Linked DNA regions of Homo sapiens: regions 1, 2, 3, 5, 6 and 7 are each linked to region 4. The links are chromatin loops, found by intact Hi-C in ENCODE. Cell type or tissue: IMR-90. All regions are shown on one strand. Each heading gives the region's core, and the rest is flanking DNA. Links, peaks and the distances in the headings are about the cores only.

The links. A loop is a pair of places that touch in the nucleus more often than their neighbours do. Peaks named below come from ENCODE experiments on the same cell type or tissue, not always from the same donor. Only the 100,000 strongest peaks of a DNase experiment are listed, where the experiment ranks them.
Region 1: a loop joins it to region 4, with 7 times the contacts of the local background. A loop is called at or near these places in 54 of 110 quality-filtered maps.
Region 2: a loop joins it to region 4, with 20 times the contacts of the local background. A loop is called at or near these places in 42 of 110 quality-filtered maps.
Region 3: a loop joins it to region 4, with 9 times the contacts of the local background. A loop is called at or near these places in 16 of 110 quality-filtered maps.
Region 5: a loop joins it to region 4, with 4 times the contacts of the local background. A loop is called at or near these places in 56 of 110 quality-filtered maps.
Region 6: a loop joins it to region 4, with 2.1 times the contacts of the local background. A loop is called at or near these places in 8 of 110 quality-filtered maps.
Region 7: a loop joins it to region 4, with 10 times the contacts of the local background. A loop is called at or near these places in 4 of 110 quality-filtered maps.

Annotation. Positions count from the first base shown.
Region 1 is chr6:139,750,911-139,755,394 of GRCh38, reverse strand. No RefSeq gene overlaps it. Among named protein-coding and RNA genes, the nearest start is that of FILNC1, 18 kb to the left of the region's middle. In IMR-90, for the core only: no CTCF peak of the experiment used is centred there; a DNase peak (open chromatin) is centred at 1,804; H3K27ac peaks cover 1,047 bases.
Region 2 is chr6:140,919,179-140,923,662 of GRCh38, reverse strand. It overlaps the pseudogene RPS18P10. Among named protein-coding and RNA genes, the nearest start is that of MIR4465, 240 kb to the right of the region's middle. In IMR-90, for the core only: a CTCF peak has its summit at 1,844 (motif pointing right); a DNase peak (open chromatin) is centred at 1,882.
Region 3 is chr6:139,924,857-139,929,340 of GRCh38, reverse strand. No RefSeq gene overlaps it. Among named protein-coding and RNA genes, the nearest start is that of LINC02941, 49 kb to the left of the region's middle. In IMR-90, for the core only: a CTCF peak has its summit at 1,852; DNase peaks (open chromatin) are centred at 1,960, 2,410 and 3,180; H3K27ac peaks cover 964 bases.
Region 4 is chr6:139,373,876-139,378,359 of GRCh38, reverse strand. CITED2 (Cbp/p300 interacting transactivator with Glu/Asp rich carboxy-terminal domain 2) reads left to right here and starts at 3,712. Exons shown (of 2, transcript NM_006079.5): 1 at 3,712-3,947; 2 at 4,408-4,484. The coding sequence starts at 4,416. RefSeq lists silencers at 1,314-1,608, 2,864-3,173, 3,344-3,723, 4,184-4,333 and an enhancer at 3,874-4,043. In IMR-90, for the core only: CTCF peaks have their summits at 2,757 and 3,787; DNase peaks (open chromatin) are centred at 2,349, 2,859 and 3,699; H3K4me3 peaks cover 2,365 bases; H3K27ac peaks cover 2,711 bases.
Region 5 is chr6:139,763,077-139,767,560 of GRCh38, reverse strand. No RefSeq gene overlaps it. Among named protein-coding and RNA genes, the nearest start is that of FILNC1, 5.8 kb to the left of the region's middle. In IMR-90, for the core only: no CTCF peak of the experiment used is centred there; DNase peaks (open chromatin) are centred at 1,520 and 2,840; H3K27ac peaks cover 1,373 bases.
Region 6 is chr6:139,446,282-139,450,765 of GRCh38, reverse strand. All of the region lies in intron 4 of LOC107986651 (a long non-coding RNA gene), which reads right to left. Among named protein-coding and RNA genes, the nearest start is that of LINC01625, 26 kb to the left of the region's middle. RefSeq lists a cis regulatory region at 1,488-1,616. In IMR-90, for the core only: no CTCF peak of the experiment used is centred there; a DNase peak (open chromatin) is centred at 2,585; H3K27ac peaks cover 157 bases.
Region 7 is chr6:140,855,871-140,860,354 of GRCh38, reverse strand. The region is part of intron 1 of LOC102723724 (a long non-coding RNA gene); the gene reads left to right. Among named protein-coding and RNA genes, the nearest start is that of MIR4465, 170 kb to the right of the region's middle. In IMR-90, for the core only: no CTCF peak of the experiment used is centred there; a DNase peak (open chromatin) is centred at 2,394; H3K27ac peaks cover 848 bases.

The DNA.
Region 1 (4,484 bases), core at 255-4,254, 380 kb before region 4:
TGGTAGCATTTAGCCAATACTCCTAATAATATTTATAAGTAGATTGAGAATTAGCTCACAAATACAATTCAGGAAGTTTATTCTGGTGATTTGTTTTTCATGTTCTGTGAAATGAATTGCATTAGAGGTCAGAGTAAGGGCCTTAAAGGGGCACTTCTTTAATATTTACAGTGAAGTTGATCTAGTTGAACATTGTAATGAGATACACACAACTGGCATCTCTTCTGGGAGTCAAATGCTGTCACTTTCTGCCCAGTTAGCCAAATTGTTGCATAATACGCAAAGATGGAAAAGGTCAGAGCAAATGGTCTCTGTGTTTACTGTTTTTCATTTTTAGCCACGGAAAAGAGGTAAACAAACTACTGTATGTGAGGACAAAGCAGGAATCGGAACCTAACTCCATAGCTGGCTAAATCTGTTCTCAGAGATCATTGCAACATGAATGCAATTCCTACCAAGTGTACTTAATTTGATCCTGCAAACCCTTAACCATTTTAGTGATTTGAAAAGAAGAGAAGAAAGAAAAATAACTGTTATCAGTCAAGCTGAAGGCAGTCAGCTCTCAAGGTTGATATCAACTCCCCAAATACATCACCAAATACCTTCATATCTCAATTTTCTCCTCCACAACTCACCTCTCATATTCCAGCTACCTCAGCCATCCACACACACACACACACACACACACACACACACACACACACAGTGAGAGAGAGAAGCAGATGGAACCACACAACTATCCCAACAACACTGGAGCAAATTAACAACTTAGAAAAGATGTACAAAAGGTTAAAGAGGAACAATTTGGGCTGAATAATTTTTTTAAAAGAAACACAAATTCACATATACTTTTCTAGGACACTTTCCTAAGTCTTTGCAAAACTTCTATTTAAAAAAAGAATGAAAGTACTTCATATTAAGGGTTTTTAAAAGTTAGTAATCATTTGAACATGTTTTTAATTACAAAATGCAATTAAAGTTTATTTGTGACCTACTAAAGAAGCTTCCTGCATCAGAAAAAGAGAATGAAAATGCTTGTTAAGGAGTCTATGCCTTGGACATCAGAGCATTCTAGGATTTTAAGATGGAGAATTCTCTTACAAAGGAAAGACTGTTATATTAGGTGTGACTACGTCAGAAAAACATTAAATTTTTCATTTGCTCCCGAAGGGGAAGCATTTTAATTCAAGTGACTAAATTTTTTTTTTCACTCAGCAAGAGATTCCTCAATCCTCTCAGGCTTGTAAAGATTTTGAGATTTTTACTTCTCTCTCTATGGCAATAAGTTGTCTATCTCTAATTTTCACCTAGCTTATTTTTTTCTCTGCCAGTGAAGTTTGGCTTAACTCCCCTTTTTAGAAGGTGTAAACAAATACATTGATTATTATCTAACCCATTTTAACTAAAAATAGCTAAGTTCATATTAAAATAAAACATATACACCACAATACTTATGTGTCAATTCTTTGAGCATTCATTTTCCTGACAACTATACATTTTCTTTGCACTATAAGCACCTCAGAATGTATGCTAGGATGTGCATTTTGCATGCCTAAAAGCACTTGTATTATTACGAGTGTGTTCATTCTACATTCCGCAGAGAATCAAAGCACCTAGAACATTAGTGGTGGAGTTATCAGATATCAAAGAATTTCCCCATGAAAAGAGTCTGGTGTCATCTGAAAGCAAATAATTTGTGTCCCTCCACTACATAAGCAAATAAGGCCTCTGGGCAAGAGAAATAGTTTTCCTGACATCCAGACGGTAAAGCTCATTCACTGCATAAAGCATGTTTCTCCTGTTTTCACAAAATTTTAAGAATGCTAGCTATGTGCTTCCCAGACCATAGCAGATTAGAAACTGCAAAAGGAAAAGAGATGGAACTGAGTAATAGAGTAGGCACCCCAAGAATGGCAAGGATTAATAGCTAACAGAAAAACTACTAAAAGCAGACAAATAAAATATAGTAATTTGAGATAATACAAAGATTTATTGAAAAGGTGAACTGCTTCAAACTTTTAATGGGCCATAAGTGCATTGGTACATTTATATTTATAGTTATACCTGAGTCATAAAAATAGTTATGTTTAATATACCGTTTAAGGTGTTTAAGAAAGCAGAGAAATTTCAAGTATAATTATGTTTCCAATAAAAATAATTCAATTTTTTAAAGGTTTGAAGTTCAAAAATACAACTTTCAGATATTTAGGAAGTTTAGTTTTGCAGCACAACTTCTTTTATTGCAATCATAGAATTAAATGAGGTATTGGCATAATATAACTTTAAAGTTTGACTATTTTTGTTGAGGTAAAAAATTATCAAGAGTTCAAGTAAAAGACTAGGAGAAGTTTTATCTAGAAGAGACTAAGCCTGTTGTCACATTGAAAATGTTTTCCTGGTCACCAGATAAATGCAGTGAATAAGAACAGATTTTGTCAATTGTCCTGATTTCATTGTATTTTACTAAATTAACAATGTTCACACAGAGAGGATAACAGCTGAGTGAACCCCTAAGTTATGGGGGTTGTCAGAGGAGAGGATGCCTTGCCACCACATTTATTGCCTCGTTTGTCGAGATCTTGCATTTTTCCAGGCCCAGGAGATTGTTAGTTTTAAAAGCCTGTGACACTTTTTAGACAATTCACTCTTACATAAATGCATGCATGCCCATATAGAAGTGTAAACCATTTCTGGTCTCATATTTTTGCAAGGGGCAGAGAAGGAGGAGATGGAGCTGGATAGTAGTGTCTAGGTTAGATATATTAGGAACCATGCAAAACTGGTTAAATATGAGTTTTCTTAACCACAGCAATCTGAAAAAAAAAATAGCTAGCTCATGAACCCAATCCATAGTCAACATTCACTAGCTGTTTAATTTGGCCATGTTTCTCTCAGATGAGACACCTGGGCTGCTGATTACCATTATCCCATTATCTCACCATTATCCTATATTGTGTGTGTTTAATCCCGTCATATTTTGTGGCAGATTGGCAAACTAATATCACAAAATACCAGTAACACAATAACACTTAATGTCTATTGCTCAAATGAGGGGAATATTCAATGCAGGTTGGATCACACTGGCCAAGCTGATGACTTAGATCTGATCCAGATGTCTGAAGTCATTTATAGCCAATTCTCTAGTCTGGCCAATTAGTCTTAACACTGAAGCAATTGACTTACCTGATGACAGTCTGAATCAACAGATAATTTATGACCTGAACTTCTGTAATTATTTTAATAGCCTTTTCATACCCTTTTTATTCTATTTATCGTAATAGGAACATTTAAAATGAGAACCTTCACTAAAGGAAAGAGATGTGAAGTTTTTAAAGAAATATTTTTTTAAAGGAATCAGAGACTTGCCCTTTGAAGAAAGTCTATATTGAAAAATGCCCACATTCTTCCTTTTAGCGCATTAGTTTGGAAATATTTTGGACTCATTTTCACCATTTTGAAGTATTACTATCTCCTAAATTGCAACTTGTTTATTGCCTGTACTAAGAAAACCTTCAAACATCTCGAAGATTAATTTCCTCTTCATTATCTTACTATTACTAGCAATGGGAACTGAAAGAGAAGTCGTTCCTATAATCCTGAATTTTTCCTCACTAATAGGCCAAGGATTCTTGACTTTGAGAGGCCAGTTTGCAGCCAAAATGGTGCCAGCCCGTGGGCACTCTGCGTTCATTCACCCCCTACTACAGGAGGGTCTCTCAGAATCACCAACATTGATGACAGGCAAATGTCATGACCACACAGTGGTGGCCTAAGAAAAAACATGGGATAAGGCAAGTTTTTGTGAAGAAAATGGAATAAATAAGTTGTTTTAGTTCACTTAGCTCACTAAAGAAACTCTGACTCAATATTAAACTGCTATACTTTCAACATACCATTGAGAATACCAAAGAAAATATTGCCTGGGGAGATACATGCTCAAACCTTCTCGTCTGCAGCTGCTATCAATTATTCTGCCCCAATGTGACCAGAAATCTCAGTTTTCAATAGAGAACTATGAGTTGTAAAAGAATCCTTATTGGCCACCCCTACATTCCCCTCCCCACCCCCACCTCTTGATTCTGTTTTGCTTTTCAAACCTTTTGAGTGTCCACGTACTTTGTATCCTAGCCCACTGGGAAGTTAGAAAAGCAAACTTAGTTAGTTTTAGGGCACAGGAGAGGTTTTGTGGCTTTCAGAGATTCTCCGTTGGATTACAAAAGCTCATAAAAGGGTACCTTCACCCTAAATGTTATATAAACAGAGTTCTGACGGTGTGTGTGTGATTTACACTCTTACAGAAGATCTTGAATCTTCCTTTTCTCCATGCCGGAAGATAAGTGAAGGACAAAAAAGCTATTTAGAAGAGTTAACCTGATCATTTTTTAAAAGATGTGTGCAAATCATTGAGGCTGGGATCCCGTTTGTCAACCAGATTGTCAGGAAATAATGTATTACTGACAAGAACAAAGTGTGCAGCTGGATAC
Region 2 (4,484 bases), core at 260-4,259, 1.5 Mb before region 4:
TATTTGTGACAATTTGTTACAGCAGCAGTAGGAAATAAATCCATGATGAAATGTAGTATATAACCTACAGCATTTTTAAGTTAAGAGCAGAGGCTATTAAAAATGACAATGGGACAACCGCTAGAATTTGAAAATGTCCCTGTCAAATTGGGTTGAATGTGCATCCTATCAGTAAAGCCACTTTATCTTTGTAGGGTATTGGGTTAACTTTCTTGGTGATTGTCCTTCCATATACATAATATTAAATAGCCTCCTAGGAACAAGGAACAAATACAATATTTATGTGGGTCCAGAAACTTCCTGAAAATGTACATGTTCTAAAGCACCCTTGAGCACTTAGAAACTCTGAACTTCCTGATCACCTTTTGCTAAGCGTATTCTACTTGAAGACCATCTCTTGGGAAACTTGGCCATGAGCCAGGAACTCTGACATGATTACTATGCTGAGGCCAAATAAAACTCTATAGTACTGCCCAGAACATATAGTGCATTCTAACCACAAAAGAGAGTTCAGACAAATCTCTACTAAGGGATATTCTACCAAATATCCAAGTATCTGAGCAGTAACCCTGAAAACTGTCAGTCATCAAAAACAAGGAACATCTGAGAAACTATCACAAACAAGACACAGGACACAGGACAACTAATTGTAATGTGGTATGCTGGTTGGGATTTTAGGACAGAAAAAGGACGTTAAGGAAAATTGAGCTGTTCCACAGGTGGCCTCCACACCTCCACTTGTGTTGCTGCCATATCCATAGTGATCCCTGAGAAGTTCCAGCATATTTTGCGAATACTCAACACCAACATCAATGGGCGGTGGAAAACAGCCTTTGCCATCACTGCCATTAAGGGTGTGGGTTGAAGATATGTTCACATGGTGTTGAGGAAAGCAGACATTGACATCACCAAGAGGGCAGGAGAACTCACTGAGGATGAGGTGGAACCTGTGATCACCATTATACAAAATCTACCCCAGTACAAGATCCCAGACTGGTCCTTAAACAGACAGAAGTATATAAAGGATGGAAAATATAGCCAGGTCCTGACCAATGGTCTGGAAAACAAGGTCTGTGAAGATCTGGAGTGACTGAAGAAGATTCAGGCCAATAGAGGGCTGTGCCACTTCTGGGGCCTTCATGTCTGAGGCAAGGACGCCAAGACCACTGGCTGCAGTGGCCCTGCTGTGGGTGTGTCCAAGAAGAAATTGGCATGTGGGCCTTGTCTGTTAATAAATAATTTATATGAAAAAAAACAGGAAAACCAAGGGAATCTAAAAAAGTAATCTAAAATGAACTTTAGTTAATAATGTTGTATCAATATTGGTTCAATAACTATGACAAATGTACTATTTTAATTTCAGTTGTTAATAGGGGAAACTGAGCATAGGATATACTGGAACTCTCTATACTGTCTTTGTAAGAATTCTTTAAATCTAAATTTATTTATTAAATATCTCTGTCATAAGTTCTAGTTAAGAAACTTCAATTTAAAATTTTTGACCACTGAAAATGGAAAGGTGGAACATTGTGCTTGGGGGATATATGTCCAAGATTTCAAAAATTCTGATAGCCAACAGATTTCAAATGATTGTTATTATTTTTCTTACTTATAAAGTGGCACAGTTGATCAAGATGACTTTTATTTACTGTGACTTTCTTACAGACCCCAAATGTTTGAAGACACAACTTCTGAAGACAAAATTTTTACACACACATAGAAAAAAAATTTGGTTTCCTATATATACATCTATACTAACAGAGCATATGCACGCTTGACATTGTATTTAGTTTCTTAAAACAATTATAACTTCACATACTGGGAGATGCATTCCCTAACCTCTAGGAGGAGCTCCTTGCCAGCAATCTCCCTATAAAACACACACACAAACACTCACTCACTCACTTACTTACTCATTCTCTCCAGCCTTCACTCAAAGGTAGATGGTCACAGAGTTAACATGAGTCAAAGCTAAGGAAACAAATCACCTTTTTTACTATGGGAAGAAGCTTCCAGTGAGGGAGTAGATAGGTTCATAGTTGTTAGGTACTCTTCAAAAAGAAGTGGCAAGTTTTGTAAGTTGAACACATGTAAGGGAGCCAGAACCATCTAATTTATGAACGTATGTCTGAGGAGAGGCCACAAAGAGTTTGCAACACAGGTCCTGTTGTAATGCATAGCGTGTATGTGCTTGTGATAGGACAACTTTATATTTCTCTCAGAACGTTTTGATGACAACAGGTAGTTCATCAAATATTTGGAGTCTTAGTCATCTCTATTTTCTTTCCATAACAGTCAAGGCTAATTATTTTCTATCCAGGAACAATTGTAATACAGAATACACCTTTACATTTTAAAAAAAAAGTTAATGTAGGTGTATGAACAGAAAAGGAGTTGTTATTCATCTGTCATTTTTATAAAACTTTCCATAGCCACATTCAACACCTAAGTATAGCATATAGTCTTATTATGCATTAATTTACTTAATATTTTTCAAAATGTAGTATGTTTACATGTAACACATTTATTATTTCTGTTTTAAATGTGAACAAATATTTTCAAAGTTTCTTAGTTTTCATATCTAATACGATCAATGTTCAGAGATATTGCCCACAAAAATAAAAGTATTTTGGTCCTGAATAACAAGAATATAAAGGGATTTGAACCAAATGTTTGAGAAACGCTGTTTGAGAAATACAAGATCTTGGTAACCTGGAGGCTTTAGGGGACAATCTGGAAAGCCTTGGAGCAGAGTCTGAATTGAGTCTGCTGATTGTTTACTCTTCAGAGATCCGAGGGTTAATGGACACCTTGGAGAAAGATTTATATTGGCCCCATAAATGTGTTCCATCTTGGTATGGCCCCAAGGATCTGAGGAGAAGCTGTATATTTGAACTGGGTCTTTTCAATCATCATTCGAAGCCTTACTGTTGATTTTTTTAAAGGTAATATGCAGAAAAGAGTGTTTGGAGTTATCAATTGCTCTATTTTATACACTCATGCAGGTGTGTGAGTGAAAGAGGGAAAAAATGTATGGAAGATTATGTGAAAAAAGAAAAGATTTATATACCTGAGGGTTTTGTTTTGCTTTTTTTTTTTTTTTTGGCACAGACTGCCTGAGAGAAGAGAGGGAAGGAAACGGGTGTGCCCATGAAAAAAACCTAATTTAAATAAAATTGTATTTGTCTACATGTATCTGTATTTATAGACAATTGTATTGGAAAACTGTTAAATCTTACTCTTCCAACTGATGGGGAGTCACTCTTTCAGGGGAAAAGAAAGTTGCAAAGGTGTGTGTATATCATATGATTCTACTTTAATAACAAAGAAAACAGTGGATATAATATATGTAAATATATATGCCTGTATATATATATATATTCATGAACAACAAAAAAGGATTGAAAGTGAGCATTTTAGGCTATTAGCATTGGTTATCTCAATGAGATGAGAAAGAGAAGTAGAGAAAGATAACTATCATGGCTTTTATGCATTTTGCAATACAGATGGTCCCTGACTTACTATGGTTCGACATACAATTGTTTAACTTTATGATGATGTGAAAGCAATACATATTTACTAGAAACCATACTTTGAATGTTGCTCTCTTCTCTGGCTAGCTGCAGGATACAGTCCCAGGATGCCGGGCAGCAGCAGTGAGCTACAGCTCCCAGTCAGCTGCGCAATCACAAGGGTAAACAACTGAAACGACCATTCTGTTTATCACTTCCAGTGCAGTATTCAATAAATTACAAGAGATATTATAAAAGGGATTTTGTGTTAGATGACTTTGCCCACCTGTAGGCTAATGGAAGTGTTCTGGGCACATTTAAGGTAAGCTAGGCTCACCTATGATGTTTTAAAGGTTAAGTGCATTAAATGCATTTTTGACTTAATATTTTCAACATACAACCGGTTTATCTAGATATAACCTCATTGTAAATCAAGGAATATTTGTATGTCATTTCAATTGTTAAGAGAAGTATGTGTTATCATTGTAATGTAGAAAAGATGAAAGTTTTATTAATGATGCTCAATATAGAACAATGTTATGATATAATACATGTTAAAAATAGTTACAAAGAATTTGTATAGTAAGTCCCATTTTTATAAAAAATTAAGGCTATGTTTGTGTATGTATAGCTTTGCAAAACTTTTCCTATTGTTTCAGAATTGTGCCTGAAGCACACAGCTAAGTTCAAAAATTGCTAAGTACCATGTATTCTAAATCCACATAGCCAACAATGAACTGACAATTGGGACCTGACACCTTTATCACTCAATGGTGACAAACCCTGAGGAACAAATAGAAAAGGAAAAATGAAGAAGATTTTCAGTACCAGACTGACCTTTCTCTACACTAAGGGACTGGAGTCATTGATCTGCCTCTGTTGAAAGACAAATACCAAAGCTTTGGATCAATATTGAATTCAAATAATAATTTCTCAGTTATAACAGTCTAGTAACGAAAGGCACCTGAAAAG
Region 3 (4,484 bases), core at 166-4,165, 550 kb before region 4:
TGGGAATACAGCGTGAGCCACCGCGCCCGGCCGGGTCCTCCTTTCTTTACAAGGAAGCAGAGACTCCAGTTCATTCCACAAACTGTTTGCTAAAGGGTTTGTGGCCTCTTAATACCAAAAACTATATAAAAATAAATGCATATGCAAATAAGAGGAAAAACTAAGCAGCTTTGTTTGTTTTTATAAGTAGCTTAGGTTGCAAACATACCTCTTGCTTTGGCTAATATGTGAACCATATAAATCGTGGGTTTTATTCTGTCCATACCTGTAGAGGACCAAAATATTTTTTTTTAGTAAGTTTAGATGAAGAGATTTCATGAAAACTATCTACAGCAATTTATGAAAGAAAACTTAATATTTCCATGATAATTTTTGTGAAGTTAAATTTTTACATAAATGAAAAGGTGGCACATCAACTGATACAGGAGCTTTGGCAATGTGTGAAATCCATTGATTTCTCTATGGCACTGAATTAACAATAACTTCTTTTAATAAACCACCATTTGACACAATTAGCTCACTTTTTACCAGTGGTAGAGCCTCAAAATGTAAAGAAAATCAAAGAAAGCTGACGGCATCCTAGGAGAATCACACTTTGCAATGAACTGATCATGAAATTTTGCCGGTTTTGAGTGTGTGTATGTGTGTGTTTTAATATGGATAAAAACTGCATTTCTCTCTCTCTTTCTCTCTGGTAATTGTATGAGTGGGAAGAGCTATAATTCTGCAAATCAACTATTGATTTTCTTTTATTTTGTATATTATCTGCAAGAATGGGACTGTATTGACTCTCATATCTGTTTATCTTCTCTCATGTAAAGGTTGGTGTCACAGAAATAATTTGGGTTTCTGAATTAGACCAACTTGTATTTTAACTCTGTTTTCTCCTATCAATTAGTTGAGAATCTTGAGACACACATGCACACATAGAAACATCTTCAAACCTTGGTTTCTTCATATGTAAATAGGGTTGATAACAACTATCTCCTACTTTAAAGTCAATTTTTCTTTCTTAGTGGAAGTAAAAGAACTTTTTCTTCCCCTGTACACGAAAGTACCATTATACAGGAACTGACCAGAGTATGAATGAAAGCTCAAGTGAGTTTCAATGGCAACTTTTTCCTCCAACACTGAGGAGATAAGGAAAGGGAAAGAATTTCAGTTAGCCAGGGATGTTAAGGGGTGTACATCTCTACCACTTCAGGCATGAGACACACCAATGGCAAAGGAGGACTGGGGTGTTATCTTGACAGCCACTTACCCTTAGAAACCCTTTTCCCTTCTAGCAAGCCAGAAGAAAAACAGAACTATCAGGGATCCTCAGAGGGACATGAACAGGCTGCCAGGCAAAATGTGTGTGCTGTGGTCCAGTATGTCCCAGAGAAAGGCTGCAAGTAAGCCCCAGCCAGTACTATAGGTCCAATGGGGCTGAGTGCAGCCTGACTCCTCTGAGGCAAGGAGAGATGGGGAGGTGGGGGTGGGGAGCCTCATCACATCTAGAGTGAGGGAGTGCTCAAGGGTGGGGTTTTTCAAGGGGTGCCAGCAAGACAGGGCAACCCCACCCAAAGAGATCTTTTAAAATGATAGATAAAATCCAATCCCACATTTACAGTGAATCTGAAATTAAACTGTGGCGGCATAGTCAATTGCCTCCAGTAATTCTATACCTAAAGCATACAACTTTCAAATTCCTTAGGGGCTGATTTTGCGTCCAGATAAAAATCTCATTACAAAATGGCTTCTCCTTGGAAGAGTTTAGACCCCAGGAAGAGGGATTTGTCCCAGGGACCCATTCCCAAGATGGGGGTGCAAATGAAACACTGTATGAAATGTGTCTGGCCCATAGGAGGCACTCAATGCCTGCTAGTGCCTTAATGTAGTTCTATTCATTTCTCCATTCTTCCAGAAAATATAGATTTATTGAATGTCTCCTATGTGGCAAGTATTGGCCGTGGTCCTAGAACTAAGCAATGACTAAGAGAGGGAAATCCACATGCTCATGGAATAAAAAGAGCAGTTTTGACCTGTGCTTTAAATGAGTTATTCCAGACATGGTCTTGGCAGTGCAGCTTGTTAGAAAGAGCACTTTACTAGGAGTTAAAAAGATTGGAATTCAACTTCTACCATTAATTAGTTATGATTTTGGAAAAGCCATTTAATGCCCTTCGATGTCAGTTTCTTTGGAAAAGAAGAAAAAAAGGAACTTTGGATGTATAAGTTCTAAAGCCTCTTTTGTCTGAGCATAGGTAACTACATGTTTATCAAACATGTGTCCTTGGGCTTGTTCATGCCATGCCAAGTTCACTAGCCTTTTCGAAAGTGCTGTTTTTCTTGCCTGACCCTATTACCACTCTCTCTTTATGCCTAGCTGACTAATAAAGGCAGCAGAGTTCTTTCAGCCCACTTTTAGTCATGATCCTGTGGCAAAACAGTTTGCAGATCAAAGTGACTACCAAGACTTAGAGTGCAACCATTGACAAACAGGTCTCGGTTACCCTCTCCAGCAGTGGACACTGCTCAGAAGCTGTCTACACCATGATTTAACACTGTGACCTTGTTTTGAAACAGTTCTTTTTGACACCAGATGTCCAACAATGGCTATGTTCGCAGACCTTGCACAGTACCTGCAATATTCATGGATGTCATTTTGCTCCAAAATGTGCTATATCAACAGCCTGTCTCAACACCATCTCCTGTCTCAGGTTTCCTGAGAAAAGGAAGGCACTGGGGTGAAATGAGGAGACTCCACTGGATTGATGGGTGAGCCTCAGCCTTATCTAGATTCCCCTATGTTTCAGGGTAGTTTTGTGCACTTTGGTGATGCTGAGAACAGATTGATGCCAATAAGCCATTTGAGATAAGAACTAATTGGAAACAGAAGGTTGAAGAATGATTATGTTGGGAATGAGCAAAGGGGACAGACAAGTAATTATTCCGGCAGAATTTCTTTACACAAAACGCAGATGGAAGAGGGAACAAAATTCCAAAGTCCGTGGCAGAAGTACGCAGCTGCACATTTCTTTTTTGCGGAAAAGCAAACAGAGTGATTCACTGGGTTGGTAATGGGCTTCGGGGATCCCTAGGGATTCACAATGTGCTGGCAGCCCACAGCATGTAAAATAACTCAGTGGCCTCTGTGTACTTCGCCTCCTCAACTGGCTGTAATTGTGAAGCACATGGACAAGATGGAAGGGAAGGACTGAGGAGAAGCGGCCTCCTGTTTACACATGAATCACGGTGGTGGTGTGTTGCAAAGAAGGCAGAAACAGCAACGCATACATATTCCACATTTGTAACAAGCCATAGATCAGACTGGACTGCACACTTCCATTCATAAATATGAGCTCATAACAAATAGAAATCAGGGAAAGTAGAATCTTGCACAATATTCCTCAAAATTATTATAGAGTCATCAGGCTGCAGTTAAATCGAGCTCTGTGATTTCAAAACTATGATTTGATTTGAAAGGCAAAGACAATAATAATTAGTAATCAGGGTAGAAAACTGAGCATCCACCCCCACCCACAAAGAAAAATCCATCAGCAGCAGTTTTACTCAGCGAGGCTAATTAAAAGCTGTCTAACACTGTAATGCGTACAAAAATACAAAATAAAGACAGAAAACCTTGCCTAGTTTTGGTCTCAGACTTAAACGATATCTTCCTTTGGCTATTTGTGTGTGTATATATATAAATATATATTTATAGTCAACAGTGATTTAAGGACAAACGCATTCAAAAAACATTCAAGGGCATCCCTCCTAAAGCATGATATAGTCAAAAGGAAACTGGACTCCTCACTGGATGGGAACATGAAGGACATTGCAGGCTTCACAGTGATGAGAGGAGTTATTAACATGTAGGAAATTATAGAGAAAAAGAAAAAAATAAAGAGATATAAGACCTTGGCCGGGCGCAGTGACTCATGCCTGTAATCCCAGCACTTTGGGAGGCCGAGGCGGGTGGATCACTTGAGGTCAGGAGTTCGAGACCAGTCTGGTCAACATGGGGAAACCTCGTCTCTACTATAAATACAAAAATTAGCTGGGTGAGGTGGCGCATGCCTATAATCCCAGCTACTCAGGAGGCTGAGGCAGGAGAATCACTTGAATCCGGGAGATGAAGATTGCACTGAGCCGAGGTTGCGTCACTGCACTACTGCCTGGGCGACAGAGCGAGAGTCTGTCTCAAAAAAAAAAAAAAAAAAAAAAGAGAGAGATATAAGACCTCATATGAGGTAAGAGCCATAATTTGGAAACACAGATAAGAAAAAAGGTAGGTACAGTTATTCAAAAAAGAAAAGAGGTTGGGCGCGGTGGCTCATGCCTGTAATACCAGCACTTTGGAAGGCCAAGACAGGTGGATCATGAGGTCAGGAGTTCAAGACCAGCCTGGCTAAGATGGTGAAACCCTGTCTCTACTAAAAATAAAAATAAAAAAATAGCCGGGCATGGTGGTGGTTGCCTGTAATCCCAGCTACTGAGGC
Region 4 (4,484 bases), core at 342-4,341:
CTAATGGGGAAGGCAGTAAACTGTCAATTTACCATGCAGCATGTCAGGTAGGAAGATACTCTAAGATGAAACATAAAGCAGGGCAAGGAAACAAGAGAGATATTGCTATTTGGGTAGGACAGTCAGGGAGAGTTTGTTGAGGTGATATTTGAGCAGAGACATGAAGAAATGAGAATATGGGCCAGTAGGACGTCTGGGAAGACAGTTCCAGGTGGCAACTTTCTTTGTCAGCAGCAGGGGTCTTGTATTACTCAGTTTATTTACCACTGTTATTAGTCAAATTGTGTCCCCGCAAAAATATCTTGGAGATATGTTGGAGTTCTAACCTCCAGAATATGACCTTCTTTGGAGTCAGGAGCTTATAGAGGTGATCAAGTTAACATGAGGCCAGTAGGAGAAGCCCTAATCCAAAAGGACTAGAGTCCTTGTCAAAAGGGGAACTTTGGACACAGAGATACACATACAGGGGGGCGGGGGGTGGAAAACGTCACATGAAGATGAAGGTGGGGATCAGTGTGATGCATCTACAAGTCAAGGGACACCAAAGATTGCCGGGAAACCACCAAAAGCCAGGAAAGAGACACGGAATAGATTCTCTCTCACGGTCTTCAGAACCAACCCTGCCAACAACTTGGCCTTGTACCTCTAGCCTCCAGAACTGTGAGACAATAATGTTTTGTTGTTTAAAGCTTGATCAGCCTTAAGTTTGTATTAGACTGGTGCAAAAGTAATTACAGTTTTCGCCATTGCTTTCAATGGCAAAAATCACAATTACTTTTGCACCAACCTAAATAGTACTGTGTTATGGCAGCTCTGGGAAATGAATACAACCATTCAGTGCTGTGAGGGCCACAGACAGATCACTTGCTCGCTCACCCAGGTTCACGGGATAAACCCTGGTTATACGGAACTTCTGGGAGCCCTGGGTTACTGTAAGTGCCCCCTAACTGGACTCCCTGTTTCCTGTCTTACTTTCTCTAACCATTCTCCACAGTACTGCCCTGATCTTTCTAAAATCCAAATCTTTCCTATCTCATGGCTTCACAAGCTTTTACCTGCCTCCCAATGTCTTTGGGATACAGCAAAATTTCTCAGCTTGAGGCCACAATGCCCTTGGCATCCGGCCCCAGCATATTTCTCCAACCTTATTTCTCTCATCTTTGCATTCACTCCCTAGCCATACATTTTCTACCCCACTCCTAATGGGACCAAACTTCCATTCATCCTGAGGCCTCCACTTAGTCACCATCTCCACCGGAAAGCCTTCCCAAAGCACCCAGGAGGGGGGTAGGTGTCCCTCCTATGTGCTCTCCAAAGCCCTTTCCTTCAATGCCTTTGTGGCATTTATCACAGTGTGTTCAAGGCCTGTTTGTCAGTTTTCTCCCTGTGACCATGAGTTCCTATCTTGTTTGTATCTCCAGGCACCAAGAAAGCACTTGGCACTTGGAGGACATTCAGTGGACGGATGAGAATAAATGAACAAAGCATGCCATGTTCCAACCAGCTGGTCCCAGAACTATTTTGTTCTCCTTTAAGGGATGGGGGATGGGCAGGTGACCTTTCCAGGGATTTCCCAATAGTAGGTAGAACCACTGGAGCTGGATGGAGCTCCACCTTTCCTTAGTGGTTGCAAGAGGAATTTAGATTAGACATTCAAAAGCTGTTTCTTGTGTCGAAAGACACTTGCAGTACAAAGAAGGGAAAGTAAACAATCCCGCGATTTTTCAGGTTGGGTTTTACCAATATTTTAGAATCTGTTTTTTTATAGGAAGTGGCCCCTTCAGGTATCCAAGCCTCTGATACGGTAAACTGCATGTCCTGACCTACAGGTAAAGGTGGTGGGAGGTTAGGAGAATAGGGAATTGTTGCAACTAACAATGCAATGTGTCATGTGCCCGTATCTCTAAAAAGTAAATATTTTTGAGGTTTAAAAATTATTTGCCTGCACGGTTTGCCGGAGAGCCTGGAAGAGGAAAGAAGACAAGACACAAAGTAACAACATTTACAAAAATATGCCTGACTAGGAAAAGACAGAGGGGTCATAGACGAAAATAATCAGGATTGGGTCTCTTTTGCAAATTCCTGAACGGGGAAATGTATCAGAATTTCCAGTCCTCAAGAAACAGGGCCTTTAAAAGTCTTGTGTGCAAGAAGGGGGAAAAAGACGAGGGGGGGGCGGGGAGGCGGACTCGCTCTTCGCAGCAGGAAGTCTTCAATGGCTATCGAGTTATGAAGAAACAACTGCCCAGAAGTCCTTATTCGGAGCGCTAAACTCGATTTTACCACATAAAGAGCAATGTAAAAGCTCAGAACAGCCCCATCATGGTGTTGGGGAAACAACTCGGCTTCCCCATGTGAGAAAGCCAGAGAGCTCCGACTTGGTAGTAGCCCAGACCTGTGTTAGGGGTTTTATTTGCAAGTCAATGAACCAAACGGGCGACCAGGCTCGTTGTGCCGCGTTGTGGAAGCAAGGTTATTATTATCGCCCATTGCCCCACTGAACAATTTCACTGAAAAGGAAGAGTCCCAGCCGTGTGTGTGCGCGTGGTGCCATACGGGACGTGCAGCTACGTGCCCACCTCCAGAACGACTTTATTTACAAAGCGATTACCACGTTATCTATTTGTTTTCCTTTTCCAGCAAGAGCAGCCTTACTCAGCCCTCAAATTTCTTAATTACAAACCCGTTTGCTTCTAAATCAACCCCAAACCGTCAGGCAGAGCCCGGAGGGAGGCTCTGCAAGTTTGTACACACCCCCACCTCCCGGATCCAGGGCAACAGCAGAAGCAAGTAACTGTGTATGTGCAAAAAGGTGGATCTGGGGACGAGGATCGCTGAGTTTGTTTACAGAGCAGAGACGCCTCAGCTCGGATGCCAAAGCTACCAAGAGCTGCAAACGCAAACTTAGCAGAAGCACACGTACCCCGGGAGCGGCAGGCGGGCCCGAAAGCGCGGACTGGAATTCCAGGGCGCGGGAGCGGGGGTGGCCGGGCCCTCGAGCGCGCTCCGTCCACCTGCAGCGGCTGCCCCTCCCCGCCCCCAGCTCCTGTCCTTGAAAGGAGTGGAGGAAAAAAATGCATCTACAAGCGGTGATCTAGAGTAGGTCTACCCACTGCCCGTATGAAAACACAAAGGCACAGCCTAGGAAGGCGCGCTCAGGAAAGGGCGCATTATTTGTCCGGGTCTTTAAAACCCAACTCGAGGAAGCACAGCCATTCTTCGCTGCCTGTGGAAGCTTTTGCAAAACCGGGGAGGCACAAGGGCACTCTGGAGGGCGGGGGGCGCTGGGCGAGTCCCCTTTTCCCGTAGAGAGCGGGGCAGATCGCTAGGTGAACCGAGTGAGAAAGCTGGGGGTGGGGTAGATCCAGCCTGAGGGGGGCGGTGAGCTCTCCTCGTGGCTATCCCGGCAGGCTCTACCTTCGGGCGGGGCGGCAGGGGAGGATTTTCCCCCTGCCTCGGGGGTGGCTGAGCCAACCTCGCGTTTCTGGGCCGGGAAGAAACCAGAGTCGGGGGGCGACGGGGCGACTGGGCGGCCCCCGGGCCCCGCAGCCTCTGCAGCACGTGCCGCGGGCGGCGGGGACGCGGCTCCGGGACCCGGTCCAGGGTGTTCGCGGTGTTCCGGAATCCGCGTCTTGGCGCCGCCCGCCCTGGAGGCTCTCGCTCCGCCTTTCCGAAATGCCTATATTAACTGTGGCCAAAGCCCTAAGAAACACAGCTCATTGTTGGCAGCTGCCGGGCGGTCCTGCCGAGCTGTGAGGGCAACGGAGGGGAAATAAAAGGGAACGGCTCCGAATCTGCCCCAGCGGCCGCTGCGAGACCTCGGCGCCGACATCGCGACAGCGAAGCGCTTTGCACGCCAGGAAGGTCCCCTCTATGTGCTGCTGAGCCGGTCCTGGACGCGACGAGCCCGCCCTCGGTCTTCGGAGCAGAAATCGCAAAAACGGAAGGTAAGCGCGACGGGCGAAGCTGGCTGGGGCTCTTGCCAGCCCAGTCCTCCGAGGGCAGGGTTTGCCCGGAGGAAGAGCGTGAGGCGAAGCTGGGGAATAACAACAGGATGTGCAACAACAGGATGAGGAGGGCTGATTTAATGCCTGAAGTTCGCAGCAGGGCTACGGGGCACTTCCTTTATTAGGCCACTTCGGGGAGCAAAGGGGGTGTGGGCTCGGGTCCCCCCGCCCGATCGCAGGGGAAGGGGCTGTTTGTGCAGCGTCCGGCTGTGTTATGAGTGGTAGCTCTTCCGTGGTGGCTAGCCCGGGTGCACAGGCTGTTAGTGGGATCTTGGGGGTGGTGGTTCGCAGCCGACGTGCGCCCGGGAATCCTGGGGGGCAGAGGCGAGCAAAAGTGGGGTGCGCTGTGGTGGGCGACACGTGTGGCGCGGGTCTCATTATCTGCCCTTTTCACTTCCAGGACTGGAAATGGCAGACCATATGATGGCCATGAACCACGGGCGCTTCCCCGACGGCACCAATGGGCTGCACCATCAC
Region 5 (4,484 bases), core at 351-4,350, 390 kb before region 4:
ATGAAACGATTAATGTTTGCAGATGAAAAAAGGAGAATAGATGCAGAAATGGATTAAGGTATATGATTAAACAAAAGAAAAGTCTTTTGTGGATGTACAATAAGCTCTGAACTGGGAAGGAGAATAATTCAGTTCGATGCACCAATAGGTGACAATGATGCAAGGTTTGCAGACAGGCTTACAAAGTCATAACAGATGGAAAAATTACCACAATGGAGCTCAAAGTTGTTATGTTAAGAAAATCAGCAAAAATCTAAAAGAAAGAAGACAGGCGAGATAAGTTATGAGAAAGCTGTCTTGGAAGAGAAAGAAATATTTAAAAGATGAATACTTATAGCTATGAGAAAGTGTAAAATTAGGTTCAGAGAACAAAAAAAAATATCAAAGCACAAGACTTTGAGGACACAATGAAAGTTAAAACCATTTTTAATAATTCTTTGGGATATTCCCAAAACAGAAGAAAAAGACAGACTGCCATCCTTTCCTCAAAGAAATAGTGCTAACAGTGAAAGTGAGGCACATGTCCAACACTTTTTTACACCTCCTACCACCACTGCCATTATACTCATCATCGTGTCAGACACATACTAAGTTCACAAAATGTGGTTAATGGAACCTAGTGGGAGGGGTGATCTTAAATGATTTAATTTTTCCCCTTGAAAGGGATTTTCCTTTGGATCGCACAGTTTCTTAAACTCCAGATTTAGAAAAAGACACAGGCTTCACATATTTTTCTGGATAAGGGTCATTATTCTTGCCCTCTTCAATAGACACTTGCAACAGTGAGAATAAAGCCCATAAATTATATATATTAGACTTGACCATGACGTGATACATCTTCTACTTATAATTTAGGTGATCTTATATAATGTGCTAGACAGTATTGTTATCATTATTTACAGAACCTTGAATGCAGCAGCAATCATCAATCTAAATGCCTGTGCATTGTTTTTAAGGGAGAAGCACAGTGATCTATTAATATTTCAGGTTAATGCACATTGAGTGGGATGGAGGGTTTAAACCAGGAGATAGAAATAGAGATTTCTCTGCAGCTTCAACAGCTATCTCCTGAGCACTTTTCTACTCCCCACCCTTCCTTGGGCCACTCTTTGGTGATCCAGTAAGCTAACTTCCTCAAATATCCATTCACAGTTAATCCTTTGAAATTGTCATGAATGAAGTAAAAGGTGTAGTAAATTACTGAAGACATTAATTTTGCAAGCAGCATAAAATGTTTGCCCATCATCTCGCAAATAAAGACTAAATAGTTGTTCTTGACATTATCCACACCTAAACTTAACTTCTTTTTCTGTTTCAATAGGTTTTAATATTTAACTTGCTCAAATTATGACTTGTTGATATAAATAAGAAATTTGTTTACTCTCCCCAACTGAAAGAGGAAGGCCAAATACTCAGTTATGTTCTATAGTAGGAATCTATGAATCATAGCATAATAATTGAGGCAAATGTCTTCCATCAATCTCATAGTTGCTGACCATTTGCAGCACGAGACCGAAATGAAAAAACTAGGTCCTAGCAGCTCTCTGAGTCATCTTAGTGGGTAAACAGGGTTATCTTGATTGAACTCACAGAGTATCTGACCTACCCAAATGTTAACATGTGTTGAAAACCACTCTCCAGCCATGACAGAAAATGCAGGTGCTTCATAAAACCTGTTGACTGAATCAAATGAGTCTACCAATTGATATTATTTACACCTATTTTGCTCTCCTTAACCGCACAGACTCTTCCACGCCCTTCCTAATCTTTCAGATAAATAATGATGCCCCAAAATAATGTGAATTCTCTAAATATCTGCCATAAACATATTACCTAAAATACAAATGAATTTATGGTTTCTTATTACTTGGGGATTTTCCTGTGCCATTTCTTCTTACATTTGTACAGGTTTTCTTTTCTGCATACAAATGAAATAATTAGGTTCTAGATCTACATCTTTGCAAATTACAAAATGGTTTTCTAGCTGCTTTCAGAGCAATAAAAACAAGTTAGGGAACAAGGATTTAATAAGTAGAAAAAAATTAAATATATTTTTTAAAGGTTTTCAATTAAGCTGTCATTAATGAATGAGTCTTTAAGATACGATTTATGAGGTGAATACACACACACACACACACACACACACAAATGCAGGATTTGCTAATTACTAGCTGTATGATCCTTATCCTTGGCAGTATACTTAATCTCTCTAAACCTTAGTTTCCTGGTTTATAAAATAAAGATAATAACAATTATTTTATGAAGTTGTAGTGAAGTTTAAACAAAAGAATGGACATAAAGGTAATTTTTCATTTTAAAGTCCCATATAAATGAAATTAGTGCTTGTATGCACTACCTACTCTGGGCCAAAGGCTAATCTTTCAGTTTGGAGAGAATATAAGAGGAATATAAGGCATATTCTCTTTCCACAACAAACTTAATATCCATTTGGGGAAGAGGAAATAATTAGAAAAAGAGTTGAGATTGCAGAAAACTAAGTTGTGTGACCCAGGTTATGTGTGCAGTAACAATTCTAAGAAGGAAGAGTTTAAAATGGGCTGGAAATTATGACCATTTTCTTTCCAAATGGAACAGGCTAAGCTTTGCCTGAACAAAGAAGCAAAGATATCTAACAGCTGCTTGCCACTCTCTGTTGCTTAAAATATCAGAGGAGTATGAGGTTTAGGCAGCTCTGAGTCATCTTCCTCCTAACTTGGTATTTATTCAGGACATAGCTCTAACCCTGATGACAACAGCATTCCTGACCTATGAGCTGCTCAAAATGCTAAGATGGTCCTGAAGGTGAAATAGACACCTTCTCCCCGTGCGGTCAGCTGCCATTCCCACTTGTGCTTCTGCAGCCTCCTCATTTTGTCACAGTGTTTTTCTAAATGAAAGAGGTCTGGACAGCTGAAGAAGAGGAACTGAAGCCAAATGAGAAATATCCTAGATTCTCTTCTTATGACAATGCTCAAGACTCACAGCTGAGGCAATTGTAGAAAGAACTGGAGCTTGGGCTTAGACCATGTGACTTTGGAAGCTTGTATATCATGAATGAAGCCCAATAAATTCAATTCAGTTGTTCAAACTCTATGCAGGCCTATTTTGATCAAAGTCCTGTAACTGTTAGATATGCAAAACTTATTAAGGGAGAATAATGAAAGATATGGAGGGATAAGACAATTTAACATATATTTTATGTGTTCTCATCTCATCCAGTGGTATCTGTAAATGGGCTCTGTAATCAATATTTTTGCAGATGAGGAGGATGAGGCCCAGATGGGTTGGATAACTTGTCCAAGGTCACACAATTTATAAGCTGCAGAGGGAAAATCCAGTCCCACAAAATCCTGGCTCTAAAGCCTGTGCTCTTTACACTTACATTGTCAGAGGGAGAAATACAAACACACAGAGAAGCATTTTTTTAAGAGGAGGGCTCAGGGAACAGAATATTTTCACAATTCTAGATGATGGGGTATTTTCGCAATAGGTGAACTGTGGAGGAGTAGGCTGGAAGGAGGTTGAGGCCATATGATGGAGAACTATGCTAAAGATCACCACTTTAGACTCAATTATGTAAACACTGAGGAGTCACCAGTGACTGACCAAGTATGAGGGAGTTCTGGGTATGGACAATGAGGGGGTACCCTGTCTATAAAAAATTTTAAAGCTATAATAAAACCCAGTCATTCTGATTCTAATCATCACTTCCTGCCGACATTTCTAAACAATGAAGTGATAAAATACTCCTCCTCAAAAAAAAAAAAAAATCATTTCTGGTCTTAGTTTTAAACAATTGCTGCCATTACCATTGAGTTTTAATAATACATTGTGTGGTTTGAATTAGCACATTTTTATTATTTGTCCTTTATTAAATATTGTGTTCAACATAAAAGTTAACTCAGCAAATTCCCAGTTAAACAATTGTTCCCCAAACGTACCCCACTCAGCTACAATCATTCAGGATAAATTGGGAAACCTTGGCAATTGCCTTGGGCAGACATAGCTGCAATTCTAAGTCAAAGAAACAGAACTTGAGTTATTATGGGATCACTTGGAGTTTCCTATTTTCGTTTAAATGCAAAATGCAAGTATAACATTTTTTATTTGATAAGTGCAAATTTTAGTTCATATATAAAATATCCCAAATTTGCACAATCTTTAGAATCAAAATCACTTCTTTTCATTTGTTTTAAAACAGAAGATTTAAAAATTATATTGATTGCTAATTACTACATGAAAATAATTGCATCACAAAGTGAGGGGTGTTATAAAAATGATCCAGCCAAGGTGTCAAAAATGCTAGGAATGCCACTGGAAGTCACTGAATGTTTTTGATGGCAGGGGTCACGAAAGAATGGTTAAGGTGAATCATAAAAGGCATCATCATTATACCAATCTATGTTATGTATATGTCTAGTTACCAATATGTTTTCCTAGAGAAGGAAAAAATGTGGAGTTTAAGTTGTCAAAAGCAATAAAAA
Region 6 (4,484 bases), core at 354-4,353, 72 kb before region 4:
TCAAATCACAGTGCACCATAAGAGAACACTCCTGAGGAATTAGGCAGAATGGATTCAATCACAGCAAGTTGTTTGTTAATTGCACGATCCTAGGCAAGTTCTCTCAACTTTAGTTTCCTCCTATGTAAAATAGAGTAATAACATTGCTTGCCTCACTGGACTGCTGAGAAGATTAAAAGAAGCAATGCTTATACAAAATAGCAGAGGTACCTGGCACAGAGAGACATTCATTGAAGATTAGCCCATGGATATTCAGTTAGATCCACCGTTTTTCCTTTAATACATTTAAGCTATTTATTTAGGCTAGGGACTTATTTTGACAGCTTACATTAGTTTTATATATTATTAATATTTTTTAGAAATTCATGCAATCTAAATATGTAATCTAAATGCACTTGTTAAACTGTTGAAAATGATTTCATAATGAATGGGGCCAAATTACTATTCCAGACAAGCCCATCTCCAATTTTATCAAGAAAATGAGTAAGAATATAGGCTTTGGGACACAGAAAGCAGATTTTCCTCACCCCTGGGAATACATCAATTCTGTAATTTAAATTTCTCGTGCCTGGCTGTAACTATGTAGCCTTCATGACCAAGAAGAATGATAACATATCTTATTTTCAGATATTCAAGCCTATTCAGTAGGAAAAAGTAGAATGATTGGTCGTCAAAAGCTATTAACAAATAATGTAACTGTTGAAGATTTTTTTAAAATCATGCACATCCGATTTTTCTCCTTCTCTATAATATTGTTTTGGTTTTTCTCACAGCTTGACAGTTCTTTAAAATTAAAAAAAAAAAATTAAAAAAAAAAAAGGTTGGGGGGAGTATCAGGCAGGAAATAATCACAAAAGAAAATTCAGCCTCCTTGCTATGAGAGCTTTAGGATTCCAGAATCTGAATGTCCTTCCTGATAATGGCTGACAAACTGCTGAGTCAGAAAATGTTAAAAAGCAAACAAAAACAGAAAGGAATCTTAGTGAGATTATTGAGTTACAAGGACAAAGAGAAAAAAAATCTAAAAATTTTCCAAGGAGAAAAAAACATGGGTAACCTAAAAGAACAAAAATCAGTTTGTCATCACATTTTATATCAACAAGTACTACATAACAAAGAAATTGCTTTAAAAAGAGAAGAGAAAACTCTCTTGAACCCAGAATCCCATAACCAGAGAAAACATCAATCTAGAATGCAGAAAATATAAAGATATTGTTACACATGCAATGATTTATAATCCTTACCACCAGGATGTCTATTCCAGTGGAAAAAATTAAAACTACAAAAGAGCAATTTAAAAAGAAATGACATGGTGCAAGAGGATTTCATTAAATACAGAAAATGGGAGAGGAGAGGGAAAAGTAAAAGCGTGCTACCGGTTTGGTCATGTTCAGGAGAAAGAGGAAGTTATAGATTCAGATAAATTCTCCATGTTGATTAAAATACGGTAGATAGATTTTACTATGTTTGCTAAAATTGTAAAGATGGGTAGCCCAGACTCATGTGGGCAGCTTCCACATTAGAATGTGAATCTGGAAGGTGTGGTGTGGTGGGGGCAGCTATTGGAGGCCAGCTACCACAAGAAGAGTCTATCCAAGTGACCCAGCAGCTCTACTTTGAGGAACTCAGCCTCAGAAATCTTGCATGTGTGCACAAAGATATGTATGTAGTTAGCATTGTGGAAACCAATCCATGTATTCTTCTAAATGGAATTGGTTTACAGGGTATGCATTCCTTAACGTAGAACACTATGTAGCCATTAAAAAGATTGAAGTAGATTGATTCATACAGACACGTGAAGATATATTGTTATAAGAAAAATGTGCTAAAGAAAGTGTATACTGTGATCTCAGTTTATGAAATTAAAAAACTCAACATGTACGCATATATGCACATTTGTGTTTATAATGCCTAGAAAAAGTATAGTAAGCAAAATGAATGAAGGAAAATAATTGAGGATATATAGCAAAGGAGATTTTAAAATTTTACTATATACAATTTTGTATTTTGGATATTTTCTACAATATAATGTATTACTTTTGTAATTTCACAAACACTAATAGAGCTGTCAAGTACCTGAGATGGGTACAGTCTCACTCAACAAAAAAAGTCCTCTTTCAGACTATGACATGACTTGAATTTGTTGTCAGCTTATATTCTGTGAAATGTGGTATTTATCTCTGAATAGATAAGGGTCTTTTCAAGTAAACTTTCCATCTGAACACAACAGCTAAAAAACTGCTAAAGGGAGAGAGAAGCAGATACAGATTGTCAGGGCAGCAGTTATTTTACCTTTGGGAACTGAAACTATTTTTACTCAAAAAGAAAGTTTGCAGAGACAGCATTTTCACATTAGACTTCATAATGCTACACAAAACAAATGATTTGCAATGGAAAACATATAATAAAGTGGGTGCATATCAGTTGCCCTAGAAAAACAACCCAAAGACAACAATAGCCAATCTGTCTATCGGTCTCTCTTTCTCTCCACATTGATCCAACTTGCATTTTGTGACTAGATAAAAGGTTTTAAAGTTGAAAATGACATCATCTGGGCCTTCAAGGAGCTGAAGGAAGTGTGCAAGATGGAAGCACCTAAGTGGTTACTCATAGAACAATTTGGGAAGTTTTGTCATAGAGATAAATAATACAAAGTACATTCTCACTTGGCTACTTCATAGGCTATGCAGTTTTGAGCAAGATACGCCTCAATTTCCTCATTTATAAAATAGGTATCATGATTATACTCCTTCCTAACTGTTCTGGGGACTAAATGAGACAACACAGAAAATCCACGCACAAAGTAATCAGTCAGTAAAAGTTAGCTACTATTATTTGGGGAGGTTATTCAGACTCCCTGGAATTGAAACTTTATTATGGGACCCTGGTCAAGTTACTACATGGAGTCTTAGGTTCCTCATCCAAAATTGGTAGAGTAACTTTATCAGAGGCTACCAGGCAGAATGAATGAGATAATGTGTGTGAAAAATTTAGATCAGCAATTGGCACCTAAGAATTCCATTAATGTAAGTCATTATGTCTATCAAAATGCTTCAAAAAGAAGAAAGGAAATAACAACTAACTCTTCCTAAGAGTGACAAAGAACAGATAGCAGGAGAGCTGGTCTTGAATAATTAGCGGGAGTGCTCCAAGCTGGTGTGGTGAAAGAAGGATGTAGGAAGCAAAGAAAACAGCATGTGCAAACTGGTGGAGAATTTAATCATGATGATCATGATAATGGTAATAATAATAACAGTAATACAGCCTGTTCAGAGAAAATAAGAGATGTCCTATAGGCCCTAGGAAATATGAACTGGACTTCAGCTGAGAAGTTATGAGCCACAGAACTTTATCAATGCTTATGGAGCTATTAAAGAAATTAGAATAGGGCAGGAGTGTGCAGTGTGAGCTGACCATAAATTGATCCCCTAGAAAAACAACATCAAAGGGTGGGAGAAACCAGCAAAGGAAGCCCAAGAAGAAAGCTTAGAGAGGCAGAAGCTGGTGAAATAAAAGAGGCGGAGAAAGAAGAGAGAGTTTCAATAAGGAGGGACTGGTCAACCGTGTCAAATGTTGCATAAATGTCAAGTAGGATAACAAGAGAAAGTGAGGCCATTGAACTGCCCACTTGGGAGGATGTTGGTCAGAGAGTATTTTTAATTGAGTGGTGTTGGTGGAAGCCAGACAGTATTGGGTTGAGGAATTAATGAAATGTAAAGACACTAAGTATAGACCAAGTGTAGACCTCTTTCAAGAAGTTTAGTGATTTAGAAAAAAAAAAAAAAAAGTGAAAAAACCGTAGTATTTTAGCCTCATCAAAACTAGAAAATGAATTCTTAAATGTCCAAATGAGCATAATTCACATTTGGCAAAAAGGGTAAACTTCCCAAGATATAAAAATAAATAAATAAAAAATAGAAAACTACGGGGAGAAAACAAAGAAAAGAACTTACTACTTTGCTCGAATGGGATTAGAGGATTAAGGTGAAGGACAGGTGGAGGAGAAAATCGAAAAACAGCAAATTTGAAATGACTAGGAAATTAAGATTTTAAAAAAGAGGAAAGAGGAGAATGAGGAATCTCATGGATTTGTTGAAAGAGCAAGAGGCAGGCATAGACTGCCACAAATGAAAGTGATCAAAACAAAACCACTCCTCTCTGTCCCTCAGACTGAGCCGGGGTATAGTAAACCCAGAAAACATGGTCCTGATTAGAATTCTGTCTCCTGTGTGCTAAAGAAGCCTTAGCTACAAGTCACGGGCAAACTGCTAAGCACAAAGGCCTACGTTGGCAGCTGTAGTGGTTTATCTCTAGCTGCAGGTATGGTTCCCTCTACCCAGGGGCAGACTCTAGGTCCTTCTCTTGGAATATTTGCCCCCCAAGACAGTTTACCAAAAATTAGACCTGGCCTGAACTAGTCAGCATGAGAAATTTGAGAGAAATATGGGAAAAGACTGTAATATGAATGATTGGATTTTCGAATA
Region 7 (4,484 bases), core at 168-4,167, 1.5 Mb before region 4:
CAAGAAATTTTAAAAGTTTTAAATGTTGACTCAAGAAAAAATATATTTTAAATCCACAAATATTATATAACAGATAAGTGAATTAACTAGAGTGACCTGTATCAACATGGATACACCTCAAAAACACATCTGAGAGAAAAAGGTGGCCGAGATCGCGCCACTGCACTCCAGCCTGGGCGACAGAGCGAGACTCCGTCTCAAAAAAAAAAAAAAAAATACATTGGTTTCATTCAGAAAGACGGGACAATTTAAATATTTTCTGATTGATAATTGGTTGAGTTTATCTGAAGACCTGGGATCAAAGGAAATGTTCAGGTTAAGATAAAGGATTGTGGAGACCAAGTTTTATTGTGCAGAGGAATCTCTCAGATAGCTGACTTCAGAGAGAGAGCAGGTTGTAAATTGTTTCTTATCAGACCTAAAAGGGTGCCTGGCTCTTAGTTGATTATCTTCTGGATCTAGAAAGAGAGGAAGGAAAACAAGGGGGAAAGGGGATTTTCTATACAATGTGGATTTTTCCCACAAGAGACTTTGCAGGTCAATTTCAAGGTAAGGCAAGGAAATATATTTGGGGGTTAAATATTTTTTGCTTGTCTTATAAAGTTATGCCAGAGTCAGATTGAAAAGTAAGTCATGATATATAGGGTCAAATAAAACCCATCTGATGAGAATTTATGGTTTGTAAGGCATGACTCCCCAGACTCCTTAGAAAGGAATTTGGGCAAGATTAAAAAAAAAAAATCAGAACTTAGTCCTCATACACCATCAACTTGCTGTTACTTAGCTATGATCAGTATTTAGCATTATATCCTTGTTCTTCTCAGGGTTCTTTTTAAAAAATTAGTTGCAGATCTTTGTTAAAAGGAGGCTTATTTTTCAAATTCTTGTATGTTGGGAAAAGAGGCAAGACAAATGTTTCTGAGATCTTAGAATGCATAGAAAATTTTACAAAAATCACAGTCTGTGTGCACTATAGTCTTGTGGTGCAATAGCACATATACAAAGACCTAATTAAAAAGAAAATCAGACCAGGCGCAGTGGCTCACGCCTGTAATCCTAGCACTCTGGGAGGCTGAGGGGTGGATCACTTGAGCCCAGGAGTTCAGGACCAGCCTGGACAACATGGTGAAACCTCCTCTCTACTAAAAATACAAAAATTAGTCTGGCATGGTGGCACTTGCCTGTAATCCCAGCTACTCGGGAGGCTGAGGCAGGAGAATTGCTTGAACCCAGGAGGTGGAGGTTGCAGTGAGCCGAGATTGCATCACTGCACTCTAGCCTGGGTGACAGAGCAAGACTCTCAAAAATAAAGAAAGAAAAGAAGGGAGGGAGGGAGGGAGGGAGCGAGGGACGGCAAGTGCAGCGGCTCATGCATATGTAATCCCAGCACTTTGGGAGGCCAAGACTGGCAGATCACTTGAGCTGAGGAGTTGGAGACCAGCCTGGACACCACAATGAAACCCAGTCTCTGCAAAAAATACAAAAATTTGCTGAGCGTGCTGGTGCATGCCTGTAGTCCTGGCTACTCAGGAGGCTGAGGTGGGAGAATCACTTGACTTGATGTCGAGGCTGCAGTGAGCTGAGATCGCACCACTCCTAGATGATAAGAGTGAGAGCCTGTCTCAAAACAAAGAAAAGAAAGAAAGAACGAAAGAGAAGAAAATACAGGTATTACGGCCTAGGTAAGTACGTACCCGTATGCTAAATTGTTTAGAAGATTATGTCAGATGAGTCACACCTTAGCTTGGTCCTGTGGAGCACGTATCATTATTAGTCATGTCACGTTTTACAGATGAGTAAACTAATGCAGTTATAATTTGTAGATATATGTAATCAACTAAGCAGCCAAACTAGGATTTGAAACCAGCTCCTTGCCTTCTTAGCCCACGTTCTTATCCTCTAACTAGCACCCAGCCACCAGGACTATTTTCCCCTGACCATGAAAGGCAAACAACTTTCCATTCAAAGAATACTTTATAATGACAAATGATGGGGAGTCAGTATCGCCCTAAGGTCTCCAAGCTGCATCAATAGCTATCAGTCACACATCAGATAAATAGATTTCAGAAGTTTTGTGTACAGTATGTTCTTGAATTTGGGCTTAAGCTCAGACTGACATATAGTATTTCATCACTAATGTGATCTCTTTCTTGCAGAGGGAACATTCTTTTTTTAAATTGTATTGCATAACTTGTTTGCTTCCTAGCAAAACAATTTTTGAATTTCTGTATAATTTCTGTTAAATCTATTTTTAAAGTTGAGGCTTAGGTCAAATGCAAATATGAATATAGATTTATCCAGCATGCATAATTTGTAGTCTGCATGGAACTGACTCATCTGTCTTCAGTATCTGGCAGTCACATGACTAGCTCTCCTGCTAAGAGTGACCTATTCATCCTTCAAATAAACATCCACAAGGGGAAGAAAAACAATATGTACAGTTCCAGAGAAGGAACAACATATTGTGCATGAGCTGATGTACTTGAGTCAGTTCTGCCAACAGTCTTTCAAATTAAGAGTTCCTCATTCAGAAAGCAGTCAGAAATGAAAAGAAATTCTAAATGTTAAGCAATCTAAAAACTTAAGATTATATTCTTTTTTTAAAATACAAGTGAATGACCAAATTAGTAAACAAGTTTCTTGAACATCTGCAGGATGATTTTGGCATATACGTGTTTCAAATAAATATAAAGTTCTATATTATATACAGACATATGCTTTTCTGTACTTACCCTAGTTTAATCTGGAAAAAAAATGTACTTCTGTATTATCTGTGTTCTGCTCAACCCAATCTGTAGTTGAGAAGACAGGAGATCTGTAGATGTATGCACAGGGCAAAATGTTTTAGATACTTCATGGTTTTTTCTATGAGAGGAGAAAACATCCCCACTATGTGAATGATTCTGCCAGTAATGTACATCCCCACCATTTAACAGATTTTTAAAATGCATATGTCATTTTCAGTAAAAAGAAATGTATACAGTAATACCAACTGCAGACTAAAATTGACTTTCTGGAAAAGTTTCACACATTTTCAGTATAAACTGATTAAAATCAGAAAGATGAACTAACATTCTGAAATAGTCATCTAGCTTTAAAATGATAAATTATTGACTATTTGCCTTTATATACTTTATATATATATACAATCATTTTAGGAGAGAACTTGAAGAAATGGTTTAAGAACATTAGGGAGTGAAATTGTACTATCTCTATATGTGAAAACCTCATCTATATAATGTGAAATGAGGTCTCATATTTATGTGGGTTTTCATCAATGAACCAAAGAAATATATTACATTACTGATAGAAAAGTGTGAAGAAAATGGTTTGGATGGAAGAACCTTATAGTAATGTTTGGGATTTAAAATATAGGGATTTAACAGTCTGTACACCTTTGAAAAATCATTTCTAAATTTTTATCATTGCAATTGAACACATTTATTTTAAGATTACATTAAACAATTTTTTATAAATGTAAAAAAATAAATTTAAAATGAAATTCCATACTGTTTTAAAGCAAGGTTGCCTCCAAATTCAGATCTCCTTCTGACCCAAGATTTCAGGAATAATATATTTTTTTTTTCCTAACATTCAGTTTTAGAAGTGGCCAGGACAGTTAATAAAAGATGGCATTACGGAATTATTGACATTTTCTTAGGTGTGATGATGGCACTGTACCTTTGGAAAAAGATTGCCCTCATTTTTTAGAAATGGATGCCGAGTGTTTTATGTGTCATGATATCTGCAACTTATTTTTATATTTACATAAAAATGATGCATAGGTTTATTTATAGACAATTATAAGGCAAGTAAACAAGATCTTAATAATTGTTAAATAAAAGTTGAAGGCACCTGGGTACTAATCTACTTTCAGCTTTTTTGTATTTAAAATAATTTTTAAAACAAGAACATGAAGGGAAAAATAAATTCAATTATAGCCTCCGCCTTCTGATGCTCATATTCCTTATTCTCATTTCCACTTAATTTTTCCCATATGAATTATCTACCATTTTTTACCATACGTGTTATCAGTGCTTTTTAACTGGTCTATAGTGATGGACCCAATTTTTTAATTTTTCTTCAGTTTATCGTAGATTGATATTTTTGCAAAATACAATGAGGTGCAATAAAAATGAAATAAAATGGTACGCCAAATTCAAGCTCTTCCTTATCTCTGCTAATGAGAAACTATTAGAATATTCCAAGTGGTAGATGATAGTGTTTTGGACCAGTGTAGTGGTAGCAAAAGTAATAAGAATGGGTGAGATTCTAAATATATTTTGAAGGCAAATCTGGTTGGATTTACTGATGGATTGGCTGTAGCATTTACAAGAAAGAGAAAAAAATGACTCCAAGTTTTTGGGTGTGAACAACCGAAAGGTTGCAGTTGCAATTAATTAAGAAAGACTAAGATAGCAACAGGTTTAGCAGGGAAATGTATGAGCTCAATTATAAACTTACTATGTTTGAGATGCCCTCTA